Linked DNA regions of Homo sapiens: region 2 is linked to region 1. Evidence: chromatin loops called from intact Hi-C (ENCODE). Cell type or tissue: natural killer cell. All regions are shown on one strand. Each heading gives the region's core, and the rest is flanking DNA. Links, peaks and the distances in the headings are about the cores only.

What was found. Peaks named below come from ENCODE experiments on the same cell type or tissue, not always from the same donor. Only the 100,000 strongest peaks of a DNase experiment are listed, where the experiment ranks them.
Region 2: it touches region 1 in a loop (11-fold over the local background); 25 of 110 quality-filtered maps call a loop at or near these places.

The regions. Positions count from the first base shown.
Region 1 is chr11:17,382,583-17,385,488 of GRCh38, forward strand. It overlaps KCNJ11 (potassium inwardly rectifying channel subfamily J member 11), which reads right to left. Exons shown (of 1, transcript NM_000525.4): 1 at 2,666-2,906. Among named protein-coding and RNA genes, the nearest start is that of KCNJ11, 4.6 kb to the right of the region's middle. In natural killer cell, for the core only: CTCF peaks have their summits at 1,540 (motif pointing right) and 1,747; a DNase peak (open chromatin) is centred at 1,529.
Region 2 is chr11:17,228,643-17,231,548 of GRCh38, forward strand. It overlaps the pseudogene RPS2P40. Among named protein-coding and RNA genes, the nearest start is that of PIK3C2A, 22 kb to the left of the region's middle. In natural killer cell, for the core only: CTCF peaks have their summits at 1,647 (motif pointing right) and 1,850; DNase peaks (open chromatin) are centred at 1,629 and 2,419.

The sequences.
Region 1 (2,906 bases), core at 243-2,742:
ACATTGGCTGGAGATGCCAAATCCACAGGCGTTAGGCCTGGGCAGGTTCTAGTGTGCGAGTGGGCTAGTTTTTCTAGACTAGCACACAGGAAGAGGGTGGCCTGGCTTGCCTTCCCTCTGAAGCTCAGGACTGAGGCCCAGGACATGTCTCACACCATTGATATGAGTTGGGGACAGATGGGTGGCAGATGTGCCCAATCAGGCTGCATTGACACCTGACTGGCTGGAAGAAGAGCCTGTAAAGCAAAGAGCCCAGTCTTCCTGTAAGAAGGAAGAAGATGGAGGGCTCATCATGCACGTGGGCCAGAAAAAGTGCCAGTGAGGTTGTTCTGACTCCATAGGTGTTCTGGACATAATCTAGGCTGTCACAAAACAGCCAAGCCTGCTGCCAGTTTCCAATCTGGGATCTCAGGGAGGCCCAGGGGCTTGCTGAGTTCCACCTTCCCTCTTTCCCTTGGTTTGGAGACAACTTTCTCCCTGTGGTGAATGTGACACTTAGAACAAGGTGCAGCCCTACTAAAAGCTGGAGCTTAGGTCACTGGGACTGTGTGCTAGGGGAAAGAGGGGGAGGGAAGAGCAGGGCTGTGGCATTAGACAGACTTTGGCTGAAATCTTGGACCTGCCTCCTACTAGCTGTGAGATCTTAGCAAATTACTTCCTGCTATAGGCTAAATGTCTGTGTCCCCCTAAAATGCACATGTTAAATCCTGATGCCCAAGGTGATGGTATTTGGAAGCGGGGCCTTTGGGAGGTGATGAGGGTGGAATCCTCATGAATGGGATTAGTACCCTTATGTAACAAGGCCCCAGAGAGCTCCCTCACACCTTCCACCATGTAAGATTACAGGGGAAAGACAGGCCCTTCAGCAGACACTGAATCCACTGGCACCTTGATCTTGGACTTCCTAGCCTCCAGACTGTGAGTAATAAATGTCTATTGTTTATAAGCCACCCAGTCTATGGTATTTTGTTATAGAAGCCTGAATGGTCTAAGACACCACCCTTTCTGACCCTGTGTCCTCATCTACAAACTCAAAGAAGAACAGTGCTTCTCTCATAGTCCTGCTGGGCCACAGTGATACATGGTACTTCCCTTCTCCTTTTCAGGGGCCCTGGAGTTGAGACAGCTCTGCACATAGCGTGTGGATGGGCCAGACTGCTTCCTCTGCTGTCACATGATGACTAAGGGATGCAATCCTGGAGGCAGAATATCACAAACAAAATTATCACAGAAGTTCCTGCTGGGCTGAGTAGTGCTCAGGTGAACTTCTTTGTCCAGTTGAGGCCAGTGCCATAGAGAAAGGGTGCCCCCAGATGGAGGTAGCACCATCAGTGGGCAAGAACACCTTCGCGGAGGAGGGAGGCTTGGTCGAACTGCCTCTCTATGCCTGGAGCTTTCCAGCCCCTCCCTGGGTTATGCCTTAAGGCTGGGGGTCTCCCTCAGAGTTGGTGGAAAACCTAGGACCAGTGGTCCTGATTTTTCTCTGCCGAAGTAAGTCTTCTCTGTGGCCAGCAGGTGGCGCTAAGCCCTCAGTTCTGTGGGCTTCACACTCACCAGCAGCTTAAGGTCCCTGAGGGGTGGAGGAAGGTTACTCTGGTTTGGGCTCCAAGGATGGTACTGCCAGCAGGTCCTTAGTGAGTCTGGCCTTTCTCCTTGGCCTTAATGGCAGCCAAGCTGAGTCGCAAGAGCCAGCCTCCTAGGATCCTGGGCTGACTCTGAGTAGCTTTCACCCCTTCACCCTCAAAACCAGAAATGGGTCAGCTCTGCAAGGAAGGGAATCAGCGCTGGGGACTGCATGGGTGCTGGGAGAGGGCAGCTTAGAGCTCAGACCAGCAGCGGCAACTTCCTGGCCCCTTGGCCCTGCCTCTGGAGCCGCCTGAGACAGACCCTCACTGATGCCCTGTCTGCAGGCCTCACACTGTAGCAATAACCCTGGCTTTTTGTCCTGTACGCCATCCATCCGTTATTCATTCATTCATTTGTTCATTCATGTAGCACCTACTCCATGTAAGCCAGCCACAGTGCTGAGTCACAGTCCCTGACCTCAGGAAGCCATGGACTTGTGGATGGGGAGACAGACCCCTAAACGTAGGCAAAAGGAGAATGCCCACAGCACAGCAGAGGGAAGGGACCTTCCTTTTCCAGAGAAATCAGGGAAGGTTTCGAGGAGGCATCACTCAGCCTGGATTTTTATGGATTTCAACAGACAGAGATGAGGCCTGGGCAGTCCAGGCCAAGGGAGTAACATAAGCAAGGTCTGGGAGGTAGGAAGCTCAACATTATGTGTCAGGAGGGATAGGACAGCGAGGTACCTAGGGAAGTGGGTGGGCAAGTGCAGACTCCTGGCAAGAAAACAGTGGGCCATAAGGCCGGAGAGGCAGTCACAGCCTGAAATGGCTGCTAAGAAGCTAGCCTTGACCCAGAGGTGATGGGGAACTACCGAAGGTATTTCATGATGAGGGTGGGGGGTGACCCACCCTTCTAAGACCACCCTGGAGGCTGTGTGGCAGATGGACTACAGTGGGTGAGATGGAGACAAGGGGACCAGGTCACAGGCATTGCCACAGCCCCTAAAATCGTGGTCTCAGCTAGGAGGGGACACCGTGTGGAAAGAAAGACCTGGCAAAGAAACATGACCAAGGGCAAAATAAAAGCACCGTCTCTCTTTAACACTTGTTTGGCCGTTTCCTCAGCATGTAGCTGATTCAGCAGCAATCACAATAGTTAACATTTATTGAGCACTTACTGTAGACCAGGCACTTCAGCATTTTACATATTTTTCATTTACTTCCAAAACAATTCTATGAGGTAGGTACTATTAGCATCCATGTTATAGAAGAGGCAACTGAGACACAGAGAGGCTAAGTTACTTGACAAAAGTCATACAGCTAGAGCCAGGATTCGAA
Region 2 (2,906 bases), core at 117-2,616, 150 kb before region 1:
AGGCGTTTGTTGCTGTCGGGGACTACAATGGCCACGTCGGTCTGGGTGTTAAGTGCTCCAAAGTGGTGGCCACCGCCATCCGTGGGGCCATCATCCTGGCCAAGCTCTCTATTGTCCCCGTGCGCAGAGGCTACTGGGGGAACAAGATCAGCAAGCCCCACACCGTCCCTTGCAAGGTGACAGGCCGCTGCGGCTCTGTGCTGGTGCGCCTCATCCCTGCACCCAGGGGCACTGGCATCGTCTCCGCACCTGTGCCCAAGGAGCTGCTCATGATGGCTGGTATCGATGACTGCTACACCTCAGACCGGGGCTGCACTGCCACCCTGGGCAACTTCACCAAGGCCACCTTTGATGCAATTTCTAAGACCTACAGCTACCTGACCCCTGACCTCTGGAAGGAGACTGTATTTACCAAGTCTACCTATCAGGAATTCACTGACCACCTCGTCAAGACCCACACCAGAGTCTCCGTGCAGTGGACCCAGGCTCTAGCTGTGGCTACAACATAGGGTTTTTATACAAGAAAAATAAAGTGAATTAAGCGTGAAAAAAAAAATTACACCCAGATCCATGGCTGGGCATGGTGGCTCACACCTGTAATCCCAGCACTTTGGGAGGCCGAGGCAGGTGGATCACCTGAGGTCAGGAGTTTGAGACCGGCCTGGCCAACATGGTGAAACCCAGTCTCTACTAAAAAAATACAAAAATTAGCCAGGCGTGGTGGTGCATGCTTGTAATCCCAGCTACTTGGGAGGCTGAGGCGGGAAGATCGCTTGAACCTGGGAGGTGGAGGTTGCAGTGAGCCAAGATCGTGCCGCTGCACTCCAGCCTGGGTGACAGAGCAAGACTCTGTCTCAAAAACAACACAAAACAAAAAACCCACAGATCCTGAGGGGGGAAACATGGCAGTTCTTGGCCTCCTCCGGGGCCCTGAGTATTGCTATACACACAGGAGACATTCAGTACCCAAGTGATTATTGATATAATTCAAGAGATTCAATGGTAATGAATCACCAGAGCAAGACGGTGTCTCACTCTCTTGCCCAGGCTGGAGTGCAGTGACCAGATCATAGCTCACTGCAGCCTTAACTCCTGGGCTCAAGGGATCTTCTTGCCTCAGCTTCCTGAGTAGCTGGGACCATAGGCAGTTGCCACCACACACAGCTATTTTTTAAAAACTTTTTTTGTAGAGATGGGGGTCTCTTCATCTTGCCCAGGCTGGTCTCAAACTCCTGGGCTCAAGCAATCCTCCTACCACAGCCTCCCAAGTAGCTAGGACTCATGTGTACAGCTAATTTTTTTTTTCTTTGAGGCAGGGTTTCACTCCTGTCTCCCAGGCTGGAGTGCAGTGATGCCATCTCTGCTCACTGCAACCTCTGCCTCCCCGGTTCAGGAAATCCTCCTGCCTTAGCCTCCCGAGTAGCCGAGACTACAGACGCACACCACCACATCTGGTGAATTTTCATATTTTGTAAAGACAGGGTTTTGCCATGTTGCCCACGTTGGTCTGGAACTCCAGGGCTCAAGTGATCCGCCCCCCTAGGCCTCCCAAATTGCTGGGACTACAAGCCTAAGCCAAGGCATCTGGCCCCAAATTGATTTTTAAAGCAGCATTTTACTTTAGCTCCAGCAGAGGGAGCCAGGTCCATGTTGATTAAAGGCAAAACAAAAAATCCAAAACAAAACAAAAGAAAGAAAACTAACAAACAAAAATGGGAGGTTCAGGCAAAGAGATTCCTTTTTCAAAGAAAATGCCGTCTAATTTCCGAAGTATTGTATTTCCGCCTTCCTTTGAAATCCCTGAGCAGCTCTTTCCTCTCTGAGACTTTAGGGCATAAATCTGAAGTTGAGACAGGTCACAATAGAAAACTTTCACTTTTTTGAGTCCTTTTCAAGGTACAGAATGTCAGTTTGTGTAAACATTATTTGACGCTGAAGACTCAGCTTAAATTTCCCATTTATGGGCCAGGTGTGGTGGCTCATGCTTGTTAATCTCAGCACTTTGGGAGGTTGAGGTGGGCAGATCACCTGAGGTCAGGAGTTCGAGACCAGCCTGGCCAACATGGCGAAACCCCATCTCTACTAAAAATACAAAAATTAGCTGGGCATGGCGGCACGTGCCTGTAATCCCAGCTACTCAGGAGGCTGAGGCAGGAGAATCACTTAAACCTGGGAGGAGGAGGTTGCAGTGAGCAGAGATCATGCCACTCCACTCCAGCCTAGGCAACAGAATGAGACTGTCTCAAAAAACAAAAAAAAAAAAGGTGATAAAACATAACATAAAAATTACCATCTTAATCGTTTTTAAGTATACGGTTCAGTGATATTAAGGACATTCATGTCATTGCACAACCATCACCACCATCCATCTCCAGAACTCTTTTCATCTTGTGAAACTGAAAGTCTGTACCCATTAAACAACTCCCACTTCCCCCTCCCACCTAGTCCCTGGCAACCACAATTCTACTTTCTGTCTCTATTGATTTGACTACTCCAGGTACTTCACATAAGTGGAATCATACAGTATTTGCCTTTTTGTGACTGGCTTATTTCACTTAGCATTATGTCCTCAAGGTTCATCCATGTTGTAGCATGTGTCAGAATTTCTTTCTTTTTTAAGGCTAAATAATATTCCATTGCATATGTATATCACACTTTGTTTATCCATTTACCTATTGGTGGACACTTGGTTGTGTTCCACCTTTTGGCTATTATGAATAATGCTGCTATGAACATGGATATATAAAAACTTTTTTTTTTTTGAGACCTTGTTTTCAGTTCTTTTGGGTATATACCCAGAAGTGGAATTGCTAGATTGTATAGTAATTCTATTTTTAATGTTTTGAGGAACCACTACACTGTTTTCCATAGTGGCTGCACCATTTTACATTTCCACCAGCCAAAAA